Linked DNA regions of Mus musculus: regions 1 and 2 are each linked to region 3. A link is a loop called in an ENCODE intact Hi-C map of the cell type or tissue named here. Cell type or tissue: left cerebral cortex. All regions are shown on one strand. Links, peaks and the distances in the headings refer to the core of each region. The heading gives the core; the rest is flanking DNA.

Evidence for each region. A loop is a pair of places that touch in the nucleus more often than their neighbours do. Peaks named below come from ENCODE experiments on the same cell type or tissue, not always from the same donor. Only the 100,000 strongest peaks of a DNase experiment are listed, where the experiment ranks them.
Region 1: it touches region 3 in a loop (5-fold over the local background); 14 of 42 quality-filtered maps call a loop at or near these places.
Region 2: a loop joins it to region 3, with 2.2 times the contacts of the local background. A loop is called at or near these places in 3 of 42 quality-filtered maps.

Annotation. Positions count from the first base shown.
Region 1 is chr15:99,044,009-99,054,661 of GRCm38, reverse strand. Gm41399 (a long non-coding RNA gene) reads right to left here. Exons shown (of 3, transcript XR_875655.2): 3 at 2,827-3,891. It also overlaps a transcript of Prph not described here. Among named protein-coding and RNA genes, the nearest start is that of Prph, 5.8 kb to the left of the region's middle. In left cerebral cortex, for the core only: CTCF peaks have their summits at 4,669 (motif pointing left) and 4,975 (motif pointing left); a DNase peak (open chromatin) is centred at 4,987.
Region 2 is chr15:98,875,444-98,886,096 of GRCm38, reverse strand. It overlaps Rhebl1 (Ras homolog enriched in brain like 1), which reads left to right and starts at 4,683. Exons shown (of 8, transcript NM_026967.4): 1 at 4,683-4,947; 2 at 5,518-5,589; 3 at 6,253-6,320; 4 at 6,610-6,692; 5 at 6,782-6,838; 6 at 7,042-7,089; 7 at 7,563-7,644; 8 at 7,800-8,337. The coding sequence starts at 4,896. The coding sequence ends at 7,892. It also overlaps a transcript of Dhh not described here. In left cerebral cortex, for the core only: CTCF peaks have their summits at 4,961 and 8,564 (motif pointing left); DNase peaks (open chromatin) are centred at 4,662 and 8,552; H3K4me3 peaks cover 1,410 bases; H3K27ac peaks cover 694 bases.
Region 3 is chr15:99,093,455-99,104,107 of GRCm38, reverse strand. Dnajc22 (DnaJ heat shock protein family (Hsp40) member C22) reads right to left here and starts at 4,624. Exons shown (of 3, transcript NM_176835.2): 1 at 4,508-4,624; 2 at 2,333-3,285. The coding sequence starts at 3,172. In left cerebral cortex, for the core only: CTCF peaks have their summits at 3,915 (motif pointing left) and 4,866 (motif pointing right); DNase peaks (open chromatin) are centred at 4,852 and 5,835; H3K4me3 peaks cover 1,184 bases.

The DNA of each region.
Region 1 (10,653 bases), core at 1,233-9,232, 50 kb after region 3:
GCAGAGGGAGCTGGGGAAGAGCTTATCTCTGCCTACTCCCCAGGGCACGGTAAAGGGCTGGTGATTGGCGCCAGCTCTGCAGCTAATGGACTGACCAGCTCTCCCACCCCCACCCCCGCCCTTGGACCAGCAGAAGTTGCATGGTGATGTTTCCATCTTAAAGACACAGCCCCCAAACTCGGACGTAACACCCACCCCAACAAGAGTGGGCACCTCACAGGGTGCTGAGGATGTCGGGGTTCCAAGGGTCTGTGCCATGAAAGGGCCTGTGAGGTGCCCACTCTTGTTGGGGCTGAGTGGGCCTGTGGTACACTTTCAGCCTTTACTGGATTGGTGCCCCCTCCACACCATCTGCTGGGCAGTCACGGGCCTTACGGGAACCAGAGGAATTCCTGAAGTAGGAAGGGGAGGGGGGTGGGGGATAGCAGCTGCCAGGGCTGAAAGACATATAGACTAGTAGGCACCAGTCTCCAGTGCAGAGGAGATGCAGGTACCCAGACATGGTGCAGATAAAGGGAGATGAGATGGGAGAGATACCCAGCCACTACAGCCTGTTAGAGAGAGAAGTCCTCCGACAGGTCCACAGATAACTTGCCCAATACTCACTGAGCCAGCTTTGTAGAGGCTACAAATATGCATGTGTGCACAGACATGACAGGAATACACAGCTACACCCCTTAACAGCGCCCCCACACCCCAGTTAGCAGAAAGGCTGGTGTCTGACCTTTGTGTGACACACTACTTCCAGAATGCAGCACAGGCAGTCCCAGGAGTGGACAGAGGCCGTCTGGATTCTCTGCAGGAGAAAGGATGCTGAAGCCCTTTGGGTTTGCTGAGAGCCATGTGTCTGCTACCACTGGGGACCCTGGGACTCTCAAACAGGATGAGTCTACCTCAGTTGGGTCCTGAGAAAGAGACGGGTGTAAGAGAAGAAGGCTTGGGGTTCTAGGCTGGATGCCTGACTGGGATAAGGAGGATGGCTCCCTGCAGACTGCAGAGCAGAGAACTCCCCCACCTTCCGTGTGTCCTCCGAGATGGGTCAGAGCCAACGCCCAGTGCTGGCTTGCATCCCTAGGCTTCCGTTCCTCTCCAGGCCCCGCCTTCCTTCCAGGCTATTAGTCTCTCCCAGCTCGGCTGCCAGGTCCTGCTCTTTGATGGATCTAGTTTGGTTGCTAGGGGGATGAGAAAAGGGGGGTTGGGGAAGGGAGAACAAGGCGAATAAACCAGAGCCTGCCACACCCCAGTTGTTGCAGTGGAGAGAGGTACCTTTCGTCAGACCTGGGCTGGGGTGGGGGGCTGGTGGGTCAGAGGTGAGTATGTAGAAGAAGCCTTGGCGCCTTGGCGCTTTCAGGGCTCTGAACAATTGCTGCCTTTGGTCTGGAGCTGCACCCAGGCCAGTTCTTAGAGCAAATGATGATCCCAGAGGGCTGGAGCCCAGTCCCCAAGAGCCTGAGCCTCTTCGCACAGGGAGCTGGTGGCAGAGCTGAGCCTCTGAAGACAGCTGAAGTAGAGGCTGGGCAGAACAGGGGAGGTTCTGGCACTAGGGCGTTGCAGATGAAGTTTCTGTCCTCCTCTGCCCCTTTTGCTTAAGCCCCTAGCTCACTCCCAGGAGGTCTTAGAAGAGAGGGGACCAGAAAACTTCATAGGAGGGCTCTGCTCCTGTGGCCTGAGGAAGGCCAGCCTGTGGGGGGACACAGCAAGGCAAAGCAGAGAAGGTTTCACTCCTAGTGGTGAGGAGCCAGGCTGGGGAGCTCTTGGAGGAGAAAGACAGAGGAGAAAAAGCCACAGGTAAGATTGCCATAACTGCCACCCTTTCCCAAAGGACCCGTGCCCTAGAGAACGACCCTCATTGTTGGCCTCTGTTTCCTGTCAGCAAAGCATCAGAGGGCTAAATATCGGAGGGCTCTTAACCTTCCAGAGGCTGTAATCCTTTAACACAGTCCCTCCTGCCGTGGTGACCCCCCCCAACCTTAAACTCATCTCAATGCTACTTCAGAAATGTAATTTTACTACTGTTGTGAACGGCCATGTAAGTATCTGATATGCGCTTCCTGTGGGGATTGTGGCGCACAGGCTGAGAAATCACTGTGTTAAATGAATACATATATGTACATGCTTAACACATACATGGTAAAGGCTGAAAAAGTAACAGGTTTTATTGATGGGTTTTGTTTTGTTTGGTGGTGGTGGTGTCTCTCAAGCTGTCGGCCTCTGGGGCAGGGAGAATCTAGGATTTTTTTTTTTTTTTTTTTTTTTTTGGATTGTTCTCACTGGTGGCTTAGAGTAGTGCTGGATGCCAAGTGGAAGGAGCCAAGTACCAGTCAGCTAGTGGCTGGAGGGGAAGGTAAGCCTGTCCTTCCTTAGTGTGCTGGGACTTGGGGGGTGGGGGGGGGCACATGGCTGTTCAACCTAATGAGCAGCATACTTTGGGCTTTTTTGAAAGGTGTCTTAGTCAGGGTTTCTATTTCTGCACAAAACATCATGACCAAGAAGCAAGTTGGGGAGGAAAGGGTTTATTCAGCTTACGCTTTCCACACTGCTGTTCATCACCAAAGGAAGTCAGGACTGGAACTCAAGCAGGTCAGAAAGCAGGAGCTGATGCAGAGGCCTCCGTGGAGGAATGTTACTGGCTTGCTTCCCCTAGCTTGCTTAACTTGCGTTCTTATAGAACCCAGGACCACCAGCCCAGGGTTGGCACCACCACAATGGGTCCTCCCCACTTGATCACTAATTGTGAAAATGTCTTACAGCTGGATATCATGGAGGCATTTCCTCAAGGGAGGCTCCTTTCTCTGTGATAACTCCAGCCTGTGTCAAGTTGACACACAAAACCAGCCAGAACAAAGGGTCTGCCCTATTTTCTTTAACCGTAAACGGGAATGCTAACAACAGCGCCCATATCGTATCATATCATTAGGAGAATCCGATGAGTTATAAAATGCTAGGCACTTAGTGCTTAGCCACTGCTGTTTTCTCTGCTTCTGCTCCTGTGGTTGCCCTGCAGATTTACAGAGAAACAGCTGTGTGCATGCAAGGAACTGTGGGCCACCAGCAACGGAACCAGTCAGTTATGTGCTGGGGACTCGAAACTGCATTCGGAGAGGTTAGTGGCAGGCTACCGGTCTGCAGCTGGACTCTGGCGAGGCCGAGGAAGGGGCAGCACACAGAGGAGAGAGTGTAATACATTGACTGGGATTTGGCTCAGTCTTTTATGGATGGCAAGATTCCCAAGATATTTCTGAGGATGTGGGTAGCTGAGGCTAAGGTGGCGTAAAGGGAATGAATGGTTCTGGAAGCAAGGTCAGGTCACCAGCCTGAATACTTAACAGCTACAAGACCCAAAGTGAATTATGTCTTCTTTATTTTTAATTTCTTTTTTTAAAGATTTATTTATTTATTCCATGTATGTGGGTACACTGTCACTGTCTTCAGACACACCAGAAGAGGGCATCAGATTCCATTATAGGTGGTTGGAGTCACCATGTGGTTGCTGGGAATTGAACTCAGGACCTCTGGAAGAGCAGTCAGTGCTCTTAACCGCTGAGCCATCTTTCCAGCCCTACTGTCTTGTTGAGATTCAGTTTTTTCCTCCAGAGAACAGAGCTGGCAACAGTCTCCTTTTGGGACTCACAGTAGGTGCTCAACAAACGTTACTCACAGTGGGTGGTCAACAATGTCACTCACCTCTGCCACAGGACAGAGGATCAGAAACAGGAGAGCATACCGTATGGCACTTGTCTAAGTCTTTGTAACCGAGTATTAGTTGGAGACCCTTTTGGTCCAGGTTCAAGATTGGGCACACCATCATGCCATATCCCCAAGATAGGCCAGTGTCCTTAATATTTCTCTGCTAGTCAGGCCCTTGGCTCACATCTAAGGTCCCAGCTTTGGCTGCAGAGGAAGGAGAGATCTTAGAATTTCAAAGTCAACTTAGAAATGTGGTTACCCTCCCCCATGCTTCCTCTCTCCAAGACCTGAAGTGCCTGCTTCCTTTTACACTGGATTACTGTGCCAACTGTCATAAAAGTCCCTTGACTCCCATGGTCTCCCCCTTCCCCATCACTTAGGTAGGACCTGAAGCTCAGAGGGACACAGACTCTGCAGTTGCAGAGGGAACCTTCTCTGTGCTGGTGGGCACAGGAGGGCCTCACAAGGTCCTGATAGTGTTCAAGGCTCTGGTATCTGGGACCAAGGAGACCTCACGGGGAAAGGAGAGTCAGACTTCAGGGTTCCCACCTACAGAGTTGCTCCAAGAACAGAATTCTTCCCTCAGTGTCTGTCTCTGAGCTCCATCTCCCCCGTTGGGGGGGGGTATCCTGACTCACCTTCACCTCACTGGGTCTCAGAGCGCTTTATTAGAACTAATATTTGGTATTTTTCAAGCACTGTGGTAAGCACTTGACACATTCAGTCATTTCCCAGTATCAGGATATTCTACCCAGATTGCTGCTGCTCTTGCTCTCAGTTTACAAAATAAGATAGGAGGGGGGCAGGGTGCTGCTGAGGAGATGGCTTGGCAGTGAAGAGAACTGGCCTCTTCTGGAGGTCGCGGGTTCTATCCACAGCTCCCACACCGGTGGCTCACAACCCTTTGTAACGCAAGTTCCAGAGGATCCAACGCCCTCTTCTGGCTTATGTGGGTACTGCATGCGTGTGGTCCGCAGATATACATGCAGGCAAAAAACCCTAACACATGTAAAGATAAATTTAAAAATTCTTCAAAGAAAAAAGTTAAATAAAATGAAGATAAACAGATGAAGCAACTTGCTCAAAGTCACACGGTGGCTTAGGTATGACTCCTCCTCCTCAGGCCCTCTCTTGTGGAGAGCAGATATCAGCTTTTGCTCTTGGATTTGGGTTGTCTACCTTCAGACCTAGGCCAATAAAATGCCTATAAGGTAGCCGAACTCCGTTTCCCCCTCTTTCCTTTCCTCTCCCACCTATTTTTTGGTTGTTCTGAAAGGTAAAGGTGTTGCTGCCACCTACTGGTCAGAAGCTAGAATGGCACGTCTACAGTCTGTTAATGTGCTAGTTTGAGTGGCTGACTCTAAGCCTTCAGGATCCTGGAATTTAGGATGCTTCAAAATATTCAACGTGTTCCTTTTGGCCGTTGAGGAGAATTATGCAAGGAGGTATAAAAGAGAGTCTTGGCAGTGCTGGTTTGTTGGGGGGATGGTTTTTGTGTACTGTGTATTCAGATGCTGATAACTGGGCCCAGAGATCTGGTTACAGTCAGATGGTGGCATTGTCAAACATCCCCTGCCTCAGTGTAAAAACTGCTTTCCATCATCTCTGATTGGCTAATAAAAAGCCGATCAGCCAGTAGCTGGGCAGGAAAGAATGAGGCAGGACTTCTGACTCCAGAAGAGAGGTCTCTGGTGGGGCCAAGAGATTTCCCAGGAGCGAGTGGAGGAGCACGAATTGCCAGGGCAAGACTAAGATGGCAGGGAAGTAGGCCAGGCCAGCATAGTTGGGTTAGAATAGCTCAGTATCTGCCCAGATATAGAGCAAGATACTCATCAATAAAAATACTAGGTCTTGCCGGGCGTGGTGGCTCATGCCTTCAATCCCAGCACTCAGGAGGCAGAGGCAGGTGGATTTCTGAGTTTGAGGCCAGCCTGGTCTACAGAGTGAGTTCCAGAACAGCCAGGGCTACACAGAGAAACCCTGTCTTGGAAAAACAAAAAACAACAAAACAAAACAAAACCCAAAAACAAAAAACAGAAAACAAAACAAAACAAAACAAAAAAAACCTCATAAGTGAATGCCAAGTCAAAGAATCGTGGACTCATTAAAGTACAGCAGACTGAAGAAAAAAATAAAGAAATAAAGTACCTTTGAAACCTGAAAAAGGAGGAGGAGGAGGAGGAGGAGGGGAGGAGGAGGAGGAGGAGGGGAGGAGGAGGAGGAGGAGGAGGAGGGGAGGAGGAGGAGGAGGAGGAGGAGGAGCCCTTTACACTGGTCTTAGTCCTGACTCCACTCATCCCCAGGCTCTGGCAGCTTCTCACTGTCCCAGAACCCAAGACAGGGCATTTGTAGTGAGGCTTGATGTTAATCCCAGCAGCTGGGCAATGAGTTCAAGGCAAGCCTGCACTACATTGCACCTTTTGGAATTCTGGGCCAGCCAAGGATACACAGTTACATAGTGAAACCTTTTCTTCTTTTCTTTTTGTGTTTAATGCAATTTTATTTTGTACTTATTCACTTTACATCCTGATCACTACCTCCCTCCTGGTTACTCCTTCCCACAATCCTTCCTCCCTCCCCCCCCCCTTTCTCCGCTGAGCTGAGTGCCACCCCACCCCCCACCAACCCCCACCCCCAACTTCAAGTCTCTACAAAGCTAGGTACTTCCTCTCCCACTGAGGCCAGGCAAGGGTAAAACCTTTGAGAGAGAGAGAGAGAGAGAAAGAGAGAGAGAGAGAGAGAGAGCCATGCTATATAGTTCAAGAAAATTACATGCATACACTGCCATGCCCACCTTCTATTTAAGACATTTAGCATCAATATAAATTTATATCGTGTATAAGTGTGTGTGGGTAGTCCATGTTCAAACTCACCAACCTGTTCCAATAATGTTCTATTTTCTATGTTCTTCCTAGCTATTCCTTCCTGATTCAGGATTCAGTGATCCCAAATTGAACCAGACATGTTGGTGTTTGGCTATAATCTCAGTTTCAAGAGCCTAATACAGGAGGACCATGAGTTCCAGGCTTATGGGCAGGCGGAGGGAAGAGCCTGAAGGCCAAGGTTAGGATGATCCCGACACGGTGAGGACTTGAAGAAATACAGCTAAGATCTAAAACAACTTGAGGTTAGATGAATGGGAAAGATTCAGAGGCCTTAGGGCCTTAGTAAATCATAGTGTGTGTGTGTGTGTGTGTGTGTGTGTGTGTGTGTGTGTGTGTGTTGCTGAGGATAGAATTTAAGGCAAACTTTAAGCTATGGTTTCAGCCCAAGACCTTCTCTTTTCTTGTGTGATACCATCTCAAGTAGCCCAGGCTGGCCTCAACCTTACTATATAGCTGAGGCTGGCCTTGATCCTCCTTCCTCCACCTCTGAAGTGCCAGGATTATAGGCACACACCCCACACCTGGCCTCTGATATTCCCTCCCTCCCTCCCTCCCTCCCTCCCTCCCTCCCTCCCTCCCTCATGTGCCATCTCTTTTTCTCTCAGTCTGTGTGTGCTATGTGATGCTGGGGGTGGAACCTTGTGACTACTCAGCACTTCACACTGCTGTTATCCTCACCCCTGCTTTTAAAGCCGATCACAGTTACGTGGTCCAAGGAGGGGGCACTTTCCCCACACTGTTAACTCTCAAGATTTCAGTAGGATTGTCTGGAGAAGGACAGGTTGTATGAGGTCCACCCAGCAGTCTCCTGCCCGTCCTTCCCAAGGCTCCTCTTAGGCTCAGAACTCCAGGTTAAAGTGGGAGGGAACTTGGAGCCCATCCAGCCCTGTCTCCTGATGAGGATGCTGAAATGGAAGCCACGCACAGGTGAGTCAGGACAGCGGCTTGTGCCTGTCAGGACAGTTTTCAGAGGCTCTTCTGCCTTTGCAGCACACACACACACACACACACACACACACACACACACAATTTAAAATCTTTAAGTGAGGGAGGAGGAAGTGGAGGGTTTTTGGGAAAGTGGCCACAGGAGTTTTATCCCGAGGGGAGATCTTGCCCCTGGACCATTCCTCTCTCTTGGTTTGCTTCCAGCTGTCATGAGGCGAGGAGCTAGGTAAGCATTCTCCCGATTCACGCCCTTCCACAATACGATCTTCCTTGTCACAAGCCTGAAAGCATTGGAACCAGCAGGCCAAAACTTGATTTTCTCAGATAGGTCTCAGCAGCGGACAGCTGGCTCAGTGGGTTAGAATGTTCACTCACGGGCTGGTGAGATGGCTCAGTGGGTAAGAGCACCCGACTGCTCTTCCGAAGGTCCGGAGTTCAAATCCCAGCAACCACATGGTGGCTCACAACCATCCGTAAGGAGATCTGACTCCCTCTTCTGGAGTGTCTGAAGACAGCTACAGTGTACTTACATATAATCAATAAATAAATCTTTAAAAAAAAAAAAAGAATGTTCACTCGCTGGGTGAATTCACTCTGTCCTACACTTATCTAGGACATAGATAGCCACACTCTGTCTCTTTAAGAAAAAAAAAGGGGGGGTGGGCTGGAGAAATGGCTCAGCCAGTAAGACACTGACTGCTCTTCCGAAGGTCCTGAGTTCAAATCCTAGCAACCACATGGTGGTTCACGACCATCCCTAATGAGATCTGATGCCCTCTTCTTGTGTGTCTGAAGACAGCTACAGTGTACTTATGTGTAATAATAAATAAATCTTTGGGCTGGAGCAAGCATAGTTGATTAGAGCGAGCAGAAGTCCTAAAAAGTCAATTCCCAACAACCACATGAAGGCTCACAACCATCTGTACAGCTACAGTGTACTCACAGACATTAAATAAATAAATCTTTAAAAAAAAAAAAAAAAAACAACCAAAAAACAGCTGGGTTTGGTGGCACATGCCTTTAATCCCAGCACTGGGGAGGCAGAGGCAGGCGGATTTCTGAGTTCGAGGCCAGCCTGGTCTACAAAGTGAGTTCCTGGACAGCCAGGGCTACACAAAAAAAAAAAAAAAAAAAAAAAAAAAAAAAAAAAAGAAAGAAAGAAAGAAAAAAAAAAAGAAAAGAAAAGTCAAAGTGCTATCTAGCATCTTTCCCCCTTCTGTCTTTTGAGACACATTGTAGCTCAGACCCGCCTCAAATTTAGTTTTCCTGCTTTAGCCTCCCCAGTGCCCGGATTATGAGAATGAGCCACCACCCCCTGCTAGGGCCTTACTGTTGTTATTATGTAACTAAAAGTTTCTCTAAGCCGGTGTGGCAGTTCATATTGTAAACCCATCACTTGACCGGAAAAAGCCACAGATTCAGGAGTTCCGGGTCAGCCTAGGAAAACACACACACACACACACACACACACACAGGGGGGGGAGAGAGAGAGAGAGAGAGAGAGAGAGAGAGAGAGAGAGAGAGAGAGAGAGAACGTACATTGGCCAGATGGCTTTGTCTGAGTTCAACCTCTGAGTCCCATTTGGTGGACGGAGACCCAACTTCCACAAGTTGACCTCTGAACTTCACACCACCCCACACATCAGCAAAAATAAATAAATAAATAAATAAATAAATAAATGGGAAAAAAAAGTCAGAAAAGTTTTTTTTATGAATGCTTGTGTAGGGTTTGATGTTGAATGTCTTTGGCTGGAAAGAGAAGGGTGACCTCAAATGGCTGAATCTCCCTCGGCAAGAAATGAGAGGCAGAGTTAACAGAACCGGGTAAGTCAGCGGCTCTAAATATCACCAGGAACCAATTACCTTTTTATTTTTCTGCTGTCTCATGTTTAAGGTGTTAGCTTCTGTTCTCATGTCTGTTCCTTGTCTCATAGCTGCGACAGCAGCAAGCAGCTTGCAGAAGTATTGTACACTCACAAGCTGTCCAAAGGTTACAAGAGAACCCTTTTCCAGAGCAAGAACCTTTTCCTTTGGCCCCTCCCCCACACCAGCAGACATTACCTCATCTCCTATTTCCATAATGACATCACTTGCTGGTTCCTCATCCAATCCCTGGCAAGGGGACTAAAATTACCTTGATTCGTTTAAACAAGGATTTACCCTGGTGGGGGAAGGCCTGGCTCTGGCGTACTGAATGCTTGGGACTGAAATAGAACCAGCTGTGTTAGCCAGGTTAGCAATGGGCTAAAACCAGACCAGCTGACTCAGGCCTGCAATCCAGCACTCAGAGGCTGAGGCAGGAGGGCACTGCTGTGGATTCAAGGGCAACCTAGGCCAGTGTGATATTCTATTTAAACGTAAAACCAAACTACAGGCATGCACATGCTCTCACACACATTTCTATCGTGGATTCTACTGCACAGTGCATAACCGTTTTTGTTGTTGTTTGGTTGGTTGGTTTTCAAGACAAGGTTTCGCTACATAGCCCTGGCTATCCTGGAACTCACTTTGTAGACCAGGCTGGGTTCAGAGATCTGCCTGCCTCTGTCTCTGAAGTGCAGAAATCAAAGGTGTGTGCCACCACCGTCAACTTCCTGCTGTTTAATTTTGTCAATTTGATGGGTTTGAGAAAAGCTCCAGGGATTGGTGGTTACACCTCTGGGTGTGCCTTTGATGGCCAATGAGTGGCTGGAAGAGGAGAGAATGGACTACCTTTGCCAAGGGCACTTTAGGGTTTGCTAACTCTAGTGTTTGACATCTGTGAGCACAATGGGCTAAAGGATAAAAATCGAGGAGCCCAGGAAAGAGGTGAAAATGATAACAGTCAGGCTGGAGAGATGGCTCAGAGGCACTGTCTGCTCTTCCAGAGGTCCTGGGTTCAGTTCCCAGCAACCACACAGTGGCTCACAACCATCTGAAATGGGATCCAATGCCCTCTTCTGGCCTGCATGCATACATGCAGGCAGAACATTATATACATAATAAATACCAATGCACATAAAATAAAAATAAATGAATTATTTAAAAATTTAATTCATGAAAAAGACTGCTAGATTAAAAAACAAATACATAAATAAAAATAAAACTGGGGGAGGGGCTGGTGATAGCTCAGTGTTTAGGGTTATTGGCTGCTCTT
Region 2 (10,653 bases), core at 1,761-9,760, 220 kb after region 3:
TGGTTTTAAACTCTGGATCTTCCACCTCCCAAGTGCTATGATTACCGGTGTGTGCTTGGGTCTCTCTCTCTCTCTCTCTCTCTCTCTCTCACACACACACACACACACACACACACACACACAATTTTATCCATCTGTTTTGTTTTGTTTGTGACAGGATCTCTCTATGTAGTTCTGGCTATCCTGGAATTCAATATATATGCCAGGCTGGCCTCAAACTCAAAGGGATCCTTCTGCCTCTGTCTCCTGAATTGCGGCAACTAAAGGCATGTACCACTATGTCCACCCCATATTTAATTTTTAGTTATATGTATGCATTTGTGTCCCTGTATGTATAGGCCATGAGTGTTTGGGTACCAAGAAGGCCAGGAGAGGGCACCTGGAATCGGAGTCACAGGAGAGTATAAGCTGCCTAACATGGATGTTAGGAATATAACTCAGATCCTCTGGAAGAACAGAATTCAATTTTAGCTGCTCTGCCATCTCTATATACTCACCCCCCCCCCCCAAAAAAAAAGAAAGAAAAGACATAGATGAGTAATTTAATAAGAATCACTTGCAGGCCTTTAATCTCAGCTCAGGAGGCAGATCTCTGTGAGGTCAAGGTTAGTCTGTTCAGGGGGGCCTGGAGAGAGGGCTCAGCAGTTAAGAGTACTGGCTGCTCTTCCAGAGGTCCTGAGTTCAATTCCCAGCAACCACATGGTGGCTCACAACCATCTGTAATGGGATCCGATGCCCTCTTCTGGTGTATCTGAAGACAGGACAGTATTAGTCTGGTCAACAAAGCTACTTTTAGGACATAGAGAACCCCTGTCGTCGTCGTCGTCGTCGTCGTCGTCGTCGTCGTCGTCGTCGTCGTCGTCGTCGTCTTCTTCTTCTTCTTCTTCTTCTTCTTCTTCTTCTTCTTCTTCTTCTTCTTCTTCTTCTTCTTCTTCTTCTTCTTCTTCTTCTTTTGGTTTTATGGGACAGAGTTTCTCTGTATAGCCCTGGCTGTCCTGGAACTCACTTTGTAGACCAGGCTGGCCTCAAACTCAGAAATCCCCCTGCCTCTGCCTCCCGAGTGCTGGGATTAAAGGCGTGCACCACCACGCCCGGCTGAACCCCTGTCTTCAAACGCTAAAAAAATAAAAAAATAAAAAAAATCACTTGATGCCAGGTGTGGTGGCTTAAAACTCTTAACAACTGGGAGCCTGAAACAAGAGGATTTTCAGTTTGTGATCAGCATAGGCTATATGGTAAAATTATTTAAAAAACAACAACAACAAAACCAAAAAAACATATGGACTGCCAATAAACCATAATGTTGCCAAAATTAAATTTGAGGCCAACTTGGCTAGAAGAGAAACGCTGTCTCGAAGAAGAAAAAATACCCCTGATACTGAATGGAGCCTTGCTTGGGCAGTAGCTAAGACTGGAGTGAGAAAAGGGAGAAAGGATGCAGCTGTTTTCTCATTAAGACACCAGCAGCGGGCCTGGTGAGATGGCTCAGTGGGTAAGAGCACCCGACTGCTCTTCCGAAGGTCAGGAGTTCAAATCCCAGCAACCACATGGTGGCTCACAACCATCCGTAACGAGATCTGACTCCTTCTTCTGGAGTGTCTGAAGACAGCTACAGTGTACTTACATATAATAAATAAATAAATCTTTAAAAAAAAAAAAAAAAGACACCAGCAGCAACGGAGATGGACTGAGTACCAGGAGAGCTTCTCTAGCTACAACAGTGTGGGTTGGCACTATAGCTCAGTTGGTAGAGCCTCAAGCCCAGGAGTCAATCAATCATTAGCAGCACAGATCCTCCCAGCTCTCTGGAGTCAGAGGCAGGAGGATTCCAAGTTTAACAGGGTTACTTCCCAGTGTCCACATGACAGCTCACAACTGTGACTCTGGTTCCAAGGGATCACATGTAGGCAACACACCCATATACATTTTTTAAAAAAAATTAAAGAAAAGTTCAGGCTCATCCTGGACAATTTGAGGCTGGCTATTCATTATTTTGGGGGAAGCAAGGCCTTGTTATGTAGCTCAGGCAAGTTGGGAACTCTTATAAGCTGTGGCTGTAGTCCCTGGATTGAACACTTTCCTTTAGAGAAACCAATTACTTGCCATTTCCAGGGCCCAAAGCCCAAGAGGCCCTTGCTTTCTTATCCCATTCTGCCTCAAAGTTCAGGCTCCATCACTCATTAATGAAAGACACAGGAAGGGAGTGGGGGGTGGGCAGAGACAGAGATAGAGACAGAGACAGAGAGTCTGACTCAGCCAATAGTCAGCACACAGGCCCAGATACTCAAGGTCCTTTTGGACTTTCTACCTCAGTTGAGACTTCAACCCCAGGAACAAATACAGGACAGGAAACAAGAGAGCTGCTAATTCAAACCCCAGATTCCCAGAAAGAATACACTGTTTTTCTGGGTCAGCAGTTGGAAGGAGAGGCAGGTGCATCTCTGGGTGTTCCAGGCTAGTTAGGGTCTATGGCAAAGAATGCTCTTGGCCAGCCAGGGCTACATAGTATCTCCAACAAAGAAACAAAGAAACAAAGGCAAGGAAGCCAATCTTGTGGCACTCACCTTTACCCTAGCACAGGGAAGCAGAGGCAGGGAGATCTCTGTGAGTTCGAAGCCAACCTATTCCAGGAAAAGTCAGAGCTATATAGAGAGATCCTGTCTCAAAAAACTTAAACCCAATTAAAAAAACAATGAAATACAAAAACAATAAAAATCTCCCCAAACTCCATATTTTTTTAAGCCACTAAGTAATAGTGATGTTATTGTTATTATTATTATTATTACTATTTTCTCAAGACAGGGTTTTTCTGTGTAGCCTTGGCTGTCCTGGAACTCTCTCTGAAGACCAGGCTGGCCTTGAATGCAGAGAACTGCCTGCCTCTGACTCATGAGTCTTGAAATTAAAGGTGTGTGCCACCTCTGCCAACGCTGTTTATGATGATAATGATGTTTATTAAGTACCAAGAAGGAGGTGAATTCTTAGCCGTGGAAAACAAAGAAGTCCTGGGAAGCATAGCGTTAAGTCACAATTTTGTATTGTCGTGGCTAAATAACTGAAAAGGAGAGAGAGGTTCCTTTTTGGCTCAGAACTTCATATGGTTAGTCTATGACCACTTAGCTCTAAGTTCATGCGCAGTCTCACGGATAGTGGGTGCGTGTGATGGAAGAGTTTGTTCACGGCAGACAGCAAACCAAAGCAGGCATGAAGAGTCCAGAATGAAGCAGAGCCAGGCATGGTGGCGCAAGCCTTTAATTCCAGCACTCGGGAGGCAGAAGCAGAGTTCGAGGCCAGCCTGGTCTACAGAGTGAGTTCCAGGACAGCCAGGGCTACACAGAGAAACCCTGTCTTGGAAAAAACAAAAAACAAAAACCAAACAAACCAGAGTGAAGCAGAGCCTTAGGAACACCGGCCACCAGCGGCCAACTTCCTAGGTTCTACCTCAACGGGATGAACCCGCTGGTTAATTTGAAGCTGTCCATGACATACATACTTGTCTCCCTAAGGTTTTGTGCATATGTGTGTGTGTGCATGTGTGTGTGTGTGTTCTGGGGACTGCAAACAAGGCTGGCCTCATGCAGCTCCAAACTCTGAATAAATTTAAATGCCAGGAAAACAGATGCCATGTTTATCTCTTTTAGCAAGCCTGCAACAGTGTCTTGTCCAGAGCATGCGGAACATGGGCAACAGCCTTTTTTCTTTTTTTAGAACAAGGTCTTTTGGGCTCAAACTCACTACATAGCTGAGGCCGTAATGAGTTTGAACTCCTCCTGACCTTCTTGTCTTCACCTCTTAAATCCTTCGATTATAGACGTATGCTTTTCTTTTCCTTTTTCCCTTTTTCTGGACAAGGTCTTGGGTGGCTTGATCTTGTATAGCCCAGGCCAGTCTCAAACTCAGCATCCTCCTGCCTCAGTCAGTATTTGTTGAATAAATGAGTGTCCTGGGTATGATAAGGAAACCTAAGACTGCATACACACTGAAATAATTTCCCAAACAACAAGAACTCCAGTTCTGTGAAATCAGAGGCCTAGAACCCACCCCCACTCCTGAGAACAGGTTTCTCTGTGTAGCCCTGGCTGTCCTGAAAATCACTCTGTCAATAAGGCTGGCCTCAAACTCTGAGACATGCCCTTCTCTGCCTCTCGAGTGCTGGGATTAAATCCGTGCTTCAAGGGCCTAGAATCTTTTCAACAAAACCTCCAGCCCAAAGCCACGTGTAGTGGTGCACCCCTTTGATCCAGTACTGGGGAGGAGGAGGCAAGTGGATCCCAGTGAGTTTGAAGCCAGCAAGATCTATAGAGAGAGCTGTAGGCCAGTCAGGTTACACCAGTAAGACCCTGTCTCAAAAGCAAACACTCCAGCCGAACCACAACAGATATTTTCCTTTTCGTTTTGTATTTTCACAACAGGTGTTTTCCATCTGAGAGTCCCAGCTTCTTTGGCTAGGCAGCAAGTACCTCTAGGACCCCGGGTTCCTTTCTCTTTCTTTATGAATGAACAGGCTCAGGTCTACGCATGTGCAGCTCCCAAAGATCCCGCTCCACGTGAGGCCCGCCCTTCCCTCCTGTGGGTGACTCCGCCCTCCTCTATTCTAATAGACCAATGGGGAGCAGCATGTGGGGCGGAGCCGGGAGCCGCCCGGCTAGGTATCCCGCTCGTCTTGTCCCCTCCCCTGCCCCCCCCCCCTCGCCCAGCTCCCTTGCGTACAGCCGCTGTGTTGTGATCACGTGGGCTGCCCCGGGCGCGCGGCTTGTTTTGGTTTTCCTTGGCTTGCCGGGCGTAGCTTCAGCGAGCTACTCTTCTTCCCAGAGTCCACCTCGGCCTGCACCTCGGCTGATCTTCGGGTTCCCTCGGCCCGCACTCCTACGAGCCCCGCGGGGCGGCGTCCTGTCATGCCGCTGGTGCGCTACAGGAAGGTGGCCATCCTAGGGTACCGCTCCGTAGGTAAGTCCCCGCCCTCCCGAGAGCACGGTTGCTTTGTGGCCAGAAGAGGCGCGCTGTCGCGGAGATGTGACACGAGGACCCAATGTGGCCTGGGAAGAAGTCGGTTTTGCTGCCAGGAGATGGAAGGGTGGAGGGATGCTGGAAGAGGAGCGCGCAAGGGTTAAAGTGTACCGGGCTGTGGTTGCACCAGTCGTCCCCGCGTTGCTCTCTCTGGGAGCGGGGGTGGGATCAGTATTTGAAGGTGTGGTGGAGATCTCTGCCGGCTAGACACTTGCAAGTGTCCTTGGCCTGGTGCACTAGATCCCGGGGAATCTTTTTCAAAGGGTGAGATGGGGTGGGGCAGGAAAGGGCTTCCTGAAGCGTCACTGAATGCATCGAATCACCAAAACGTCGCGGAAATCTACTTGTTAGGATGATGGTAATAAAAGACAAAGGGTAAGCATTGCTTGGGAGCTCCCACAATCTGGGATGCTGATGTGAGGTGCCCTTTGGTCCTGGCCACAGTCCGAAAGGACAAAAGGTGTAAATATGGATGGATGACTATATTACAACAATCTTTGGTCCTTAAAGGGAAGACATCTTTGGCACATCAATTTGTGGAAGGCGAGTTCCTGGAAGGCTACGATCCTACAGTGGAGAATAGTAAGTAGTTGCATCCCCCCCCCAACACCCCCCACCACTTTGTTTTTTGTTTTGAGACAAGGTTTCTTTGTGTATCCTTGGCTGCTAGAACTAGCTTTGTAGACCAGATTGGCTTCGAATTCAGAGATCCTCCTGCCTCTGCCTCTGGAATACTAGGATTAAAGGCGTGCGCCACTACCACCTGGCATGAGTAATTTTCTTTAGTGTGAAGGGGATGGAACCTAGATAGACTGGGTGCCCTCTCAAACTCCATAATTTGAGATTTCTTTGTTGCAAAGAGGATGGTTTGTTTATAGGGTCCACTAATCAGCTCTGGGAGTCCCATTCTAGTGTCTAGAGCGTGGCGTTTGTGCCGTTCTAGACCAGGATAGTATAGATCAAGAGGTTCTCAGTCTCTGAGTTGAGACCCCATTTGCAACCCTGTACCTCCAAAAATATGTACATTGCGGTTCACGACGATAGCGAAATCATAGCTATGAAGTAGCAACAAAAATAATTTTATGGTTGAGGATCAAGCATTAGGAAGGTTGAGAACCACAGGTGTGGCTGAAGACAGTAAGTCAGTGTGTCACTCCTGGGGTCAGGACTGTATCGGAACACACATCACTGGGACCACAAAGCACCTCACAGTCAAGAAGCTTTCTTCTTTGTTTGTTTTTCCAGCTTACAGCAAGACAGTGACTCTTGGCAAAGATGAGTTTCACCTACATCTGGTGGACACAGCAGGGCAGGTACCAGTTGCGGTAGGGTGTCCAAATGTTATAGTTCAGCCCTAAATTATAAAGTCTGGTAGTGTGTGTGTGTGTGGGGGGGGGGGGGTTCATGTGGGATGTAGTATGAAAAGAAAGGCATTGAGCTGTTAGCAGTGTGCAGGGCTCAGTGGAGCTACTTCATAAAAATTTGTTTGATGGAAGAGACCGGAGCGAGGAATGTCCCGGGAGGGTCACTCGTGTGCTATGCCACTGGCTTACGCCGTTTGAAGGCATGGGTGTACATACTCACGTTTTTGTTTGCTGCTAGGATGAGTACAGCATTCTGCCCTACTCGCTCATCATCGGGGTCCATGGTTACGTTCTTGTATACTCGGTTAACTCTCTGCGCAGGTACGCACGGAGGTTTTTGAGTGGGGGCTTGTCAAGACTGGGCAGTTATCCTAGAACTAAAACCCTAGCTCTGTTTCTTATGTTTGAAGCTTTCAGATCGTTAAGAACCTGTACCAAAAGCTACACGAAGGCCACGGTAAAACCCGGTAAGTGGCTTTAGGACATAGAGACCTGAGGGTGTGGAAGGAAGCGAAAGGGTGAGTGAACTCTTCAAGGAGGCTAGACCTAGATCACAGTTGGCTTGTTTGGGAATCATCTGGCCTTGATGGAGTTGGAGTAGCTGGGGTCCATGGAGGATGGGGAAGGGGATCTTACAAGCATAACTGTAGCAACTGCTTTGTCATCCCAGGCTGTCGGTGCTGCTTGTGGGGAACAAGGCAGATCTCTCTCCTGAGAGGTGGGTAAGACTCCGCTGCTCAGGCAATGGAAAGTGACTTGTATCAGGGATCAATCGAGCTGTAGTCCTTCCCAGCTCTGATGCTTGACTGAAGCAATTTTACATCTTGATTGGTTTTTCGAGACGGGATCTTCACCACATAGCCCAGGCTGTCCTTTAACTCCAGGTCCTCTAGCTTTCCAAATAGTGCTCGCTGAGAATGTAGTGGTGGGTCACCGTGCCTAGCTGGTCCCCGAGCTTTTCATCCTAACTTTGAAGGTCACTTAAGGATAATCCTATCATAATTTATATTTCAGTTTTGCATTTACATATCATGCTTTTGTTTACGTATATTTTCTCTTTCTTCACCTCCTCAAACCTTGGGGGAGGGGTTGTGAATCATCAGAAGGAATCTAAACCCTAGAGATTTTTCAGAGAACTTGCCGACGTTGCTATCTGCTTTCCATCTTGGTGTGTTCCAAATCTGCTTCCAGAGAGGTGCAGGCAGTTGAAGGGAAGAAGCTAGCAGAGTCCTGGGGTGCGATGTTTATGGAGTCGTCTGCTCGGGATAATCAGGTGCTGAACTTAAAGATTGGACCCAGGGGCAAGGCTAACCGTGTTTTCCTACATGCTGATTGGTGGTGGGGATAGTTAGGAAGCGCTGTTTGCCTTGGGGCTGGATAGTATCGGCTCTGACCCAACTGATTGACTGCTGATCTTATTCCTTATAGCTAACTCAAGATGTCTTCATCAAAGTCATCCAGGAGATTGCCCGGGTGGAGAATTCTTATGGACGACAAGACCGCCGATGCTATCTTATGTGAACTCTTGGCATGGAATAACTGCCCTGTTTCTGCCGCAGACATTGTCTAACCCGCAGCAGTGGGGCAGACCCTCAGGATATAACTGCTATGGTTGCCAACTATGTCCCCTGTCCTCTGGGCACACAGTATGGCACTCTTATTTTTGCACACTCATCCCAGGTTCTGGTAGCCTGGATGTTAATGTTTACAAAGGGGCAAGATGTCTCAGGGACCCTGGCTTCTAACTCCTTGGTTTTCTAAACCAATTTTTACAGTCTGTACAGTAGGGATATGAGTCTTGTGCATTGATTACCCAGGACCCACCCTCCTGGGTAGGTTTTGGGTGTTGGTTGGGTAAGGGTGTTTGGTTCCTTGGCAGTTCTGAAGTAGAACTGTCTGCTGGGGTAACAATGTATATTTCCAAATAAACTGAGAAATCTTTTGTTGACGTTTGTGTCTGGAGAGAGCTGAGGACTGGTGGCTTCAGTATTTAGTATTCACTCTTGTCTTTCTCCTCACTAAGGACCCCACCCTAAGACTTAACCACTCGCCTTTTTTCATCTATTTTGATGTTTCTTTTTTGTTTGTTATATTTTTTTTTTTTAACTTCACCAAGATCTGTTGGGCTGCCCCACCCATCTAAGTTTGTGGGTCCTGAAGATCCCCTTAACTACAGATATACTGCCCTCTAGTGGCTAAATGCCATATGCCATCCGACTAGCTGTTGTCCTGAGACCATGACATTTGCTGTGTCCCCTCATTTCTAATGATGTCAAGGAGAGTAGAGGTGGAGACTAAAAGTGTGTGATAACCCATGAGAATTGAGAAAAGAATGTGCTTGGCGTACATGTGATCTGGCAACCCAGATGTGCCTAAGCCCCCTCCTTCCCCCACCCCCCATCCCTCTGTGGGGTTTCTCTGTGTAGTCCTGCCTGTCCTGGAACTCTATGTATGCACTGCTTACTAAGAGCCTTGTCCCTTTGATATAGCAGGCATTTTTCCTCCTGCTATATCAAAACATCTAGTCATGTTTGGAATTGTGGTATATATTTTAGGTGTTAAAGATTTGTTTTTGTCCTTTCAGTGTCGGTCACAGTAGGATGGCTGTTTGCTAGTAAGGTGTAGGTCTTTTTTTTTTTTTTTTTTTCTGAGACAGGGTTTCTCTGTGTAGCCCTGGCTGTCCTAGAGCTCTTTGTAGACCAGGCTGGCCTCGAACTCAGAAATCCGCCTGCCTCTGCCTCCCGAGTGCTGGGATTAAAGGCGTTCGCCACCACTGTCCGGCTCTTCTTTACTTTTTAAATTATGTGTTTGCATGTGAATACAGGTACCTGAGGAGACCAGAGGCATCAGGTTCCTTGGAGCTGTAGTTACTGGTGGTTATAAGCCACTGAACATGGGCACTAGACACTGTACATGGGTCCTAGGCACAAGCAGTGTGTACTCTTAATTGCTGAGCTGTCTCTCCAACCCTCACTGTCTGCCTTGACTATTCACAATTCATTCTCAAAGAGAGTTGTAAGGGTGACCTAAGAGCCACCATAGCATAGTAGAGGACAAAGACCTCTGCTGACTGCGAGAAGCTGAAGTACTCAATCAGCCTGACTTCCCATTTGAAGTATTGTTGAGTAAGCTTCAGAAGCTGGGTGTTGTGGCATACACGCGTGTGCGTGCGTGCAAACACACACACACGTATACACACACCCCTGTAATCCTAGGGTTTGAAGGCTGAGGCAGGAGGCCATCCTGGACTGTATATATAGAGGTTACATACTAGCCAAATATTCTACCACTGAGCTCTAGCTTCAGTCCTTTTGTAAAAGTGTGGTGTGTATCTGCCATAACATGCAAATGGAAGTTAGAAGGCAACTTGCAAGAGTTGATTCCTACATTGTGGGCCCTGGGGCTCAGACTTAGATCTTCAGGTCTGGCAGCAAGTGACTTTTATTCATTGAGCCATCTTGTCATCTTGTCAGCCCTTTAGAGAGTTTTTTTTTTTTTTTTTTAAGATTTATTTATTATATGTAAGTACATTGTAGCTGTCTTCAGACACTCCAGAAGAGGGAGTCAGATCTTGTTACAGATGGTTGTGAGCCACCATGTGGTTGCTGGGATTTGAACTCCTGACCTTCGGAAGAGCAGTCGGGTGCTCTAACCCACTGAGCCATCTCACCAGCCCCTAGAGAGTTCTTTTTGATTGTTTGTTTTGAGGCAAAGTTTCTCTGTGTAGCTCTGGCTGCCCTGGAACTGATTCTATAGACCAGGCTGATCTCCAACTCAGAGATTTGCCTGTCTATGCCTCCCAAGTATTGCAACTAAAGGCATGTGACACTACCACCAGCTGCCGGACACCACTTTTTTTTTTTTTAATAAGATTTGTTTGTTTATTTTATGTATATGAATAAATTGTAGCTGTCTTCACACACTCCAGAAGAGGACATTGGGTCCCATTACAGATGGTTGTGAGCCACTGTGAGATTGCTGGGAATTGAACTCAGAACCTTTGGAAGAGAAATCAGTGCTCTAGACTGCTGAGCCATCTTTCTAGCCCCAGACTTACTAATTTTTTATCTTTGAGTGTTTTGCATACATGCTTGTCTGCAACAGGGGTGTGCTTGGTGCCTATAGAGTCCTTTATCCATTTGGTCATCTCTGTGCCTTGTATACCTTTGGAATTGTGTTAAAGAAAAAGTCAGGGGGCTAGAGATATGGTTCAGCGGTTAAGAGCACTGCCTGCTCTTCCAGAGGTCCTGGCAACCACATGGTGGCTCACAACCATCTGTAA
Region 3 (10,653 bases), core at 1,004-9,003:
AAATACAAAGGAACCCCAAAACAAACAATGCCCCCATCCCCAAAAAGCCTCAGGATATCACGTCAGTCCCAGGATTCCTTTACTGGCAGCCGCAATTTCCAGGCTAGAACTCCATATCCTCCACAAGGTTCCCCCCTCCACAAGAAAAATAAGTGTCTGTACGCCCACCAGAAACCTGAGAAGATGCTTACAGGAACTTCATTGAAAAAAAAGTCCTAAGCTAGGGGTCTGGAGAGATGGCTCGGCAGTTAAGAGCACTGACTGCTCTTCCGGAGGTCCTGAGTTCAATTCCCAGCAACCACATGGTGGCTCACAACCATCTGTAATGTGATCTGATGCCCTCTTCTGGTGTGTCTGAAGAGAGTGACAGTGTACTCACATGCATAAAATAAATAAATAAATCTTTAAAAAAAAAGTCCTGGGGCTGGAGAGATGGCTCAGCAGTTAAGAGCACTGACTGTTCTTCCAGAGGTCCTGAGTTCAATTCCCAGCAACCATATGGTGGCTCACAACCATCTGTAATGAGATCTGATGCCCTCTTCTGGTGTGTCTGAAGACAGCAACACTGTACTCATATTTATAAAATAAATAAACAAATCTTTAAAAAAAAAAAAGTCCTAAGCTAGAAATGACCTAAATATTAACAATAGAGCGAATAAATAAGATTTGGAGGAACGACCATCCAGAAACTGCCCCACCTGGGGATCCATCCCATAAACAACCACCCAACCCAGACACTATTGCAGATGCTAACAAGATTTTGCTGACAAGAACCTGATATTGCTATCTCTTGAGAGCCGGAGAGGCTCTGCCAGTATCTGGCAAATACAGAAGTGAATGCTCACAGCCATCCATTGGACAGAGCACAGGGTCCCCAATGAAGGAGCTAGAGAAAGGACCCGAGGAGTCGAAGGGGTTTGCAGCCCCATAGGAGGAACAACAATATGAACTAACCAGTATCCCCAGAGATCCCTGGGACTAAACCACCAACCAAAGAGTACATATGGTAGGACTCATGGCTCTAGCTGCATATGTAGCAGAGGATGGCCTAGTTGGTTATCAATGGGAGGAGAGGCCCTTGGTCCTGTGAAGGTTCTATGCCCCAGTATAGGGGAATGACAGGGCCAGGAAGCAGGAGTGGGTGAGTTGGGGAGCAGGGGGAGGAGAGAGGGGATAGGGGATTTTCGGAGGGGAAACTAGGAAAGGGGATAACATTTGAAATGTAAATAAAGAAAATATCTAATAAAAAATATTTGGGCAGGATATGATAGAGCAATGAACGCAGATTGTTTCAAATTGCATGTTAAATGTGAATAAGTCTTATAAACAGAATGTTGAATGCAAAAAGTCAGATCTGTACTAGGTGATCCAGTTTATTTGATTGTCAAGAATAAAGAAAACTTGGACAAAGAAAAATAAGGAGGATGACGGGCATGGTGGCACACGCCTTTAATCCCAGTACTCGGAGGCAGAGGCAGGTGGATTTCTGAGTTTGAGGCCAGCCTGGTCTACAAAGTAAGTTCTAGAATAGCCAGGGCTATACAGAGAAACCCTGTCTCAAAAAACTAAATAAATAAATAAAAAAAATAAATAATGAGGGAAAGAAAGAAAGAAACAAAGAAAGAAACTAACTGAAAACTCATCTAGCTGACAGGTGGTACTTCTTGCTAATATTCATTCATGATACAGAGGCAGGAGGAATACAAACTGAGGCCAGCCTGGGTCTCCATATTATCCTGGTTTAGGCCAGCTAAAGGATGCACAGTAAGAACCTGTCTTTAAAAAAAAAGAAGAAGAAGAAGAAGAAGAAAAAAAAAAGGCTAGAGAGATGGCTAAGCGGTTAAGAGCACTGATTGCTTTTCTAGAGGTCCTGAGATCAATTCCCAGCAACCACATGGTGGCTCACAACCATCTGTAATGGGATCTGATGCCCTCTTCTGGTGTGTTCCCAGTTACAGTAGCCTGGAGTGGTGGCACACGCCTTTAATCCCAGCACTCGGGAGGCAGAGGCAGGCAGATTTCTGAGTTCAAGGCCAACCTGGTCTACAAAGTGAGTTCCAGGACAGCCAGGGCTACACAGAGAAACCCTGTCTCAAAAAACAAAAAACAAAACAAAACAACAACAACAAAAGTATTTATTATTCATGTGTCTTCCTCATGTACCTTCATGAAGCCCAAAGAAGCCAGGATCCCCTTTCAAGGCATAGCTGGCCAGACTCAGAACAGAGCTCCCTCATGCAAGCTACAAGCTCCTGCAGGGCTTCCATCGCTCAGAGTCCAGACAGGCTCTCCTCTCTGAGGAGACTTACCCGAAGAGGGAAGAAAGGCTTACCTGGTGAGCCAGCTGAAGTTTCTCATCCTGAAAACTGTCGACAAACTCATAGAGCTTTTCCCACTCCTGGAACCGGCTGCTGTTGAAGCCAGGACCTCCGACCAGTAGCCACCAGATCCGGCAAGGCAGAAGCAAGACAGACTCCACGAGGCGGCCAAGAAGTGGGAAAAAGCTGAACCAACTCAAGAAGGAACCCAGGGTTTCTGCCACGTAGTTAATGGTGGCAGCTGTGTTGTACATCGTACTGTAGGCCAGAGGGCCGGTGAAGGCGAGGTAAGCCAAGCCCACGCGGTAGAGCCGCACACTAAGTGTCTCTGACCCCGCTGAGGCTTTGTATCGTCGATGCTTCTGGGCTGTAATGCTGGCAGCCAAACTGATAGGCAGGATGGCTATGGGGCGGCCATAGAACACAGGGGACGTGAGGAAGGCCGCTCCTAAGGTATTCTTAAAGTCTGAGGTCTGGTTACCAACAGCAGCTACCAGCAAGACCCCTAAGCCAACAGCCAGTGGGAGGCCCACTATATAGAAGTTGTCCATGGAAGAAAGGCTGACTAGAGCCACAAGACCAAAATAGACACCCACTACTATCTGGGAAGCAAAGCGAAGGAGACTGAGAGGTGGTCTCTCCTCTTCCGGCCTCTGTTTCCAACTCTGGACTCTGTTGGCTTGAGCCACAAAGCTCGGGAGCTTCCAGAATTCCCAGAGCCAGCCCAACCCACCACCTCCCAGGGTGAGCATCCAGAGCAGGGCATGGCTGTCCCTTCCCAGGTACAGGTGGTGGAGCCCAACAGGACCCCCCAAAGCCCAAAGGACATAGGTCATCAGCAGCCCTTTGGCCATCCTCTAGGGCAAGAGTCTCAGAGAAAATCCAGTGGCGTTTGACATTGATCAAATTGCAGAAATCTCAAGGTCCTCTGTGAGAATCACTGCAGTCTGGAGGGTCATCCTTAGGCCTGAGAGGTGAAGCAAGGAGAAAGGCTCAGCAGTAATAAAAATCAAGCTAGCCCTACCTCGGGGTCTCTCAGGTACTAGATGTCTCCTATCTTCCGTTAGCACCCCAGTCCTGTTATTTACAATCACAGTGACTCCATATTTAAGGGAGGAAATGCTTCAATTAAAATATTTTCATTTATTTATTATTAATTTATTGATATTTGAGGCACAGTCTTATTGCACGTTCCAAACTGGTCTTATGCGGCCATAGCTGAGGACATCTTGGTCTTCCTGCCCCTACCTCCTCAAGTGCTGAGGTTATAGGCATGTGCCACCATGTCCAAGGAAGAGAATGTTTTTGTTTTTAAGATTTATTCATTATTATGCATACGTACACTGTAGCTGTGCTCAGACACACCAGAAGAGGGCATCAGATCCCATTACAGATGGTTGTGAACCACCAGGTAGAGTCAGTGCTCTTAACCGGCTGAGCCATCTCTCCACCCCCAGGAAGAGAATGTTTTAAGTGACTTTAAGTTGGGACACTGAGAACTAGGTGCCTGAACAACAACAACAACAACTCAAAAGCTTGGGACTAACGGGTGACCCAGGGGTCACTTGGGGTTTAAATTCCCAGCACCCACATGGCAGCTCATAGATGCCCTCTTCTGGTCTCCAAGGATATCAGGAGTGCATGCAGTGCACACACAAAGGTTCAAGCAAAACACCCGTGTACATAAAGTAAAATTGAGAAAGAATAAGAAGGGGGAAAAAAGAAGCTTAAATTTCTATCCTCCCCTTAGACTCTGGAATAGTAATGGCTCACAGGAAAGGGCTGAAGAGAATACTTTTTCACTGTTTCAAACCCCTTTGAAAGCCAGTGTCTTAGCCAAACTCACTCCTTTAACATCGTGTGTGTGTGTGTGTGTGTGTGTGTGTGTGTGTGTGTGTGTGTGTGTGTGTGTGTGTAAGCGGGTGCATTCTGTAACTCGGCCAAAGCCCTTTCCAGCTTTCCCATCTCCCCAGACTATGCCGTTCTCCCACAAGCCAAATTTGAAAGGGACCCTGAACTCCTTCCACTTAAACGTTCTGGAGAACATTTTGACCCAGACCTTAGCACCCCACAGCCCAGCCATCCTATCCCTATCAACCAGATCGAAGGCACTCTACAAAGCGGCCGCAAAAATCCTCAGAATATCAAATCTGCCTGCCAATCGTCTTACCTACTTCAAGCAAACTCACCCTCAGGCAGTCCCAGCAGGGCCGCAGTACCTGGCAGCCCAGGCTTCCAGGCTGCTTCAGAACAGCCATTGCCTTTGAACACAGATTCAAAATGGCCCCTCTGTAACTGCTCTCACCTCCACACAAGTGGACTTTGTCCCTCAGTGCTGGGTGACTGTGTTTGAAGTCAGGCCACCTCCTGCAGGCCCCGCCCCGAAAGCCCTGGTCAGCCCCTTCGTAGCCACCTTCCGGTCCTGTGTTCCTGGGCTCTGATCGCCCTCTCTACGGGAAGCTTTCCCCAGACTCACCCAGTTTTACACTGTAGGGCCTGGAACCGCGCCCCACTCCCGGCAGTGCGCACCTCTTGCAGCACTTCATTAACACCGCCAGATGGCGCTGCCGTTTACGGAAGGGAGGGTCCCCAAAAGTCCCAGATCTCCTTTTTGCAAGGTTGGGACATTCCTGGTCAAAGCTGTCCGAACCGTGCAGCTACCTGGCGGGAGAAAAAGGGCGACTCTATCAATAAAATTAAAAATCTCGACTTCCTCTCCTCTCCGCCACAAATGGGAGGTGATCCCTGTCTCGCTTCTCTCTGTACTCCAAGACGGCCATTATAGGATCACGTCTAATTTCTTAAAGGAGAGACATCCACTCAGAGGTGAAGGAGAGAGCCCCTCAAGACCCGCAATTCTGCCTCACTACCTTGCTTCCAGGCCTTCCAGTTAGGGGACTCCACAGCCAGACCTGGGAGTCTGAGCCTGCATAGCCCAGAATCCATAGAGCCAGAAGCTGTTCAGACCCTTGTAGCCTGAAGCAAAGGGGGGGGGGGGAACCCACACCAGCAAGGGATACAGGGTGGGGGCGAGCCATCAGAAGAGTAAGGGCAAACCCAGGGAGACTCGGGGGAGAGGAGCCTGCCTTCTCGCTTGGACGCTGGAATGGAGCTGGCTTACAAGATGCCTTCAACATCCCGGGCTACAATCCCCGAGCAGCTCCGTGACCTTGGCCAAGTCACACCCTTTCCTGAGCTTCAGTTTCTTTTAAAAGAAGCTTGGATCTACGAAATTCCCCAGGCTTGATTAGAGGTAGGGATGGAGCCGGTGGGCTTCACTTAGGGTCACTTGTCAACAGTGGGCAGAATGTTTTAGCTCCCTCCAACGTCTAGTTCTAGCTGGGGACTAGATATGGCCCCTTTAGGGCTGAGGAGGGGCGACAAAACGACAACCCAGCCACGGCTGGGGACGGGGGGCGGACGGGGGCGCTGAATAATGAATGAGACTTAATTGGGCCCGCTCTGCGCGGCGGCGCGCTAAGCTTGGCAAACAGCGCGGGCAGAAGCAGCCGCCGCCGCTGGACAAACAAACTCGCTCGGGAGCCGGGAGCCCAGTGCGAACCGCCTGGAGGGGGAGGGGACCCCGGGGAGCCAGGTCTCCTGCTCGCAGGAGGGGCCCAGAAGTGTCCAAAAACGCGAAAGGGATGAAGGCTTCGGGCCCAGCCTAGAAAGGACGGACTGGGGAGGGAGCGAAGCAGATTTTTGCCGTAGAGCCCTGGGACCCAAGGGCAATGTAAGCGCGTGAAAAAGATGGAGAAAAGAGTGGAGGACGGAGAAGAGAGTGAGAAATGAGCGAGGAAAAGGCACATCTGGAGGAGGGTGGTGGAGGGTGAGGGGCGAGAGGAGGACCATTACTGTGAGGAGAGGGCAGAGCGATGGAGAAACGAGAAGGGAGGCACAGGGGACCTAGAGAAGAAGAATTGAGGAAGAGTCAAGGAGAGGGATGAGAGGTGACCGGAATGAGAACAGGGGTGACAGGGTGGGCGAGAGGAGCCCCTGCCTGCGCCTCGCCCTGCCTCGCTCCCGCCCTACGCTCTCTCCAGCCGTCCGCACTCACTTTGTCACAATTACGGGGCCGTCACTCGGCCGGGATTGTTTTCCCCAAATTGTTGTTCTATAAACTGGCTCGGGGTGGGAGGTGGGGTGGGGGTGGGGGGAATCTGACAAGCTGAAGCGGGAGGGAGGGGAGCGTGTGAGCAGCTGTCGAGGGCATAGTAACGTATTTACCCGCCACTGGCCCAGGGCTGGCCTTGGCTGATACAGAAACCCGTGAGGAAATTGATGGCCACCCCAACCTTCGCCACCGTCCCCGATTTTTCATCTTCCAGGCCTCTCTCGGTCTCAGCTGCCTCGGTTTCCCCAACCGAACGCGGCAGGTACTGGAGGCCGAGGCGATGACCAGACAGGACCAAAAGTTGCTTAGCCTTTCCCCAGTCTCTCTGGCCGGCGCCCTCCAGCGCCTGCTCACGTCGCAGGTTTGCACTCTCATTCCTAAGTGTGCCCAGGTCCCCTCACCCCGGCGCCGCTCGCTACCCTAGACCACCTTGTCGCTCCTCTATTCTGCAAACATCTGTTGCGCCCACTGAGCGAGAACTGCGCTGGCTTCCAGCTGCCCCCCTCCGCCCCCAACACCTCCCCCGCCCGCCTCCTCCCCGCCAGCCCAGCTTGTCGGCTCCGTGACAGCCGCCGCCGAAGCCCGGGCCCCGCGGGAGCGGCCGGAGAGGAGACGCTGCATGGCTGGCTCCGACACCGGCCTCCCTCGCGGCTCCAGGGGCAACGGAGGATGGCGGCCGCTGAAGCGAGACCGGAGTCGGCCGCTGGAGTTGGCAGGACTAGACGGGGGAGGGGGGAGGCCTTGGGTGGGCTCCTCTCGGCTTCTTTTAAATCCTGTCTTTCTTAGTCGGTCGCCCTCGGTCCAGCCTGAGCAGAGACCCTTCCAGCTGCCGCTGAGCGCGCGTGGGATTCAGTAGGTTTCCTGGTTCCTCCCCCCGCAACGCCCCCCAGTCCGGGTGATTTACACCCCGGCTCCGCTCAGCGGCCGCTTCCCAATCAGGAATATCGACCCCGGGCGGGGCCCTCGGGCCGCATCGATCCCTCTAAGGCTCGGGATTTAAAAATGTCAAATTTGCCTTTTCCAAGCCGGTGGAGGGGGCGGGGGCCAGGAGGAGGGCCGTTTGCAGGGGAGGGTGGACAGCAGGGCATCGACCAGGCGCCTGTGCCCGGAATGAAAAGCGACGGCGGGCGTGCCCTGGCATGGCCTGGTCATTCTTGTGTTCTCATTTGTGGCAACAAGGAAGCTCTACCTCTGCTGCCTGGATTCCACAGCACATCACTATTACACTGGGTCATTCCCAGAGGCAGGAACCCAAAGAGGAGCAAAGACCACCCCAAATTTGACGAGACAAAATTGAAAGAGGTTAAAACATAGGGGAAAGAGACAAAACTAGAGTGGCCCCAAGAACAATGTAGACCTGGGAATAGCAAGGCAAACAGAAGCTGCCTTAGAGGTGCCCTATAAAGCAATGTTCCAGAGACCCAGAATCCCCTGCTCTCTATATAAAGTGCAGGAGGTCCAGCCCTGGTCAGGCCAGTCTCAACTTCTTAGTGGTTTGAGAATGAATGGAAGAGTGGAGACAGAGCTAGGCGAAAAAGAGATGACTATAATGTAATTTATAAGTAGTATTGTCTTCCCAAGCTGTGGACTAGTAATTAGCTAGGCCCAAGCAAGAGTCCAAAGATTTGGGTCTTCAGCAACTACTACTTCTCTGGGCCCTAAGAGATGGATTCGCTTAGAAATCAAAAGATCTGGGTGTTGGGGTCTGCAGCCCAGGTCATGCTTTAATGCCAGCACTGGGAAAGCAGAGGCGGGTGGATCTCTGAGTTTGAGGCCAACCTAGTCTGCAGAGTGAATTCCAGGACAGCCAAGGATATACAGAGAAACCCGGTCTCCAGCAACAACAACTACAACAACAACAGAGAAAGAAGAAGAAAGGAAGATAGAGAAAAGAATCTGGTCTTTCTGGCTTGAGCATCACACAGGTGTTTGCTCAGTCTCACTCCTTTCTCGGAGATCACCACCAGCCAGGGGAGACCAGCTGGATTGGAGATCCCGCACTGGTACTGGAGATTGCATATGCTGTCCATGTAGGTCATGAAGAACTCTTGCAATAGTCACATCTGCAAGACTAAGCAATTAGATACCTAAACTTGGGCGAGGGGAGGAGTGTCCACTGCTTCCAGTGTTTGGGTTAGGGCTGGGAGGGATCAGTTGTCACAGCACTCTCACAGTTAACACCCCACACATCCGCAGGAGCATACCTCAGCTGTCACCCTGCACGCTGCTGCCATTTCCCCAGAACTGCAGAGCTGACAGCAAGTTGGGGGGGGGGGGCATATATCGGGATGGGTGTGGTGGCTCATCCTCCAAGGATAAAATCAGTGGGACACATCACCGACACTGACACGCATAGTCACTGATGCCTTTGCAACCATCCACTCTGTCCATGGTCGCCACGCACACGCCATTGTCTGGGCGAGCAATCACGCACAATTCTTCTGAGGTCAGGCACCAAAGCGCCTAGTTTTAAAACCTAGCTACATCCTGTCTCGGTATCTGACCTTAAATCACCTAATCCAAGGACAGAGTTTGTCTCCACCTCTGACTCCCTCATTCTTTAATTAAGGAGCCGGCCAACAACCAGGAGTCCAAGTTCAAGGTAGTCAAGGCCGGGGGTCGAAGTGAAAAGCCAGGAATAGAGGGAGCGATGGGACTGTTAAACGCTCCCTTGCTCCCGCTTCTGTCACTGGCCTCCTTCCCAGCACGTCCACTCGCCGCCCACCCGGCCCCCGTCCGCCTGTCAGTAGAGTAATGAATGCGCGCTCGGGGCCCTGGGCCCCCCCTGAGTCGTTCATCACTGCCAGCACCGCCCACTTCTGCCTCCCGCCGGGAGGGCTCCACAGCAGCAAGGGCCCTGCTCCCCCTACCCTACCCCAACCCCGGACCACTAATTGTCAGATTGAGATGTTGATTTGTCAGCTGGGAACCAGAGCCAAAGAATCCACAGTAAAACCTGGACTCCTTGAACTTCCTCTTGGCTCCACTTGGGCTCGCCCGGATTTGGAGCATTTCTTGATTTGATGTGGATGGTTTGGATTTTACTCAGGAGAGGGGGGGATAAGAAGCGCAGTGTCGCTGGAGAGATGGCTCAGCGGTTAAGAGCACTGATTGTTCTTCCAGAGGTCCTGAGTTCAAATCCCAGCAACCACATGGTGGCTCACAACCACCCATAATGAGACCTGAAGACAGCTACAATGTACTTACATATAATAAATAAATAAATAAAATCTTTTGGGCTGGAGAGATGGCTCAGCGGTTAAGAGCACTGACAGCTCTTCCAAAGGTCTGGAGTTCAAATCTCAGCAACCACATGGTGGCTCACAACCATCCTTAATGACATCTGACAGCCTCTCCTGGTGTGTCTGAAGACAGCTACAGTGTACTTACATATAAATAATAAATAAATCTTTAAAAAAAAAAAAAAAAAAAAAAAAGAAGCGCAGTGTCACTCTAGTCCGATAGGAGGCGCCATTGGCTAGAGGCCTGGCATTTTCTTGAAACGGGGTGGCCTTGGGTTTCCGTAGGCGGGGAACGGAGACCCCCTAAGGTTTAGTCCTCCAGACTCCCACCAGGTGAGACCCAGGAATTTGATCTGCCTCCCTCGGGCAACTACTAAGTCTCTACTCCTCCTCCCACTACCCCGCCCCAGGAAGGCCTCAGGGCGCGGGTATCAAGTTCTCCTTAGAGATTGCCCAAATTCCTTCCTCTTCCTCCGAAAGCCTCGGAGGGTTGCTCTCCGCTCTCCCGCAGGAGCCGCACCTGCAGGAGTCTGCTTCGCCCAGACCTGGGGCGCCTAGGTTGCAGTCCCAGCCCCGCCCTCTCCCAGGTCCGGGAGCTCCCCGGCGGCGGGCTGAGTGACGGGCAGCGGGTGATTATGCGGGAGGGGGAGCGGGGTGCGCCGCGGGCGGCAGCGCTGACCCTTCACATTTCCGATCCGCCGGGACCCTCATCCATCCGAAGCTGCTCTTTGTCTGGCCGCCTAATTGCTGGCGGACAGGATGGATGGCGGGACCGACAGCCGCGGAATCCCTAATAAAGGCCGCGGCCGCGGGGGAGGGAGCTCAGGAAGGAGGGGGAGCGAGTGGGAAGGGATGGAAGGAGATGGCAGGAAGCATTGGGCTGCCGCCGCGGGCTCTGAGGCGAGGCTTGCTGAGCTCACTGAAGCCAGGCTTGGCCCAGGGTGTAGGGCAAGAAGTGTGAGGTCGACTATTGTCTAAG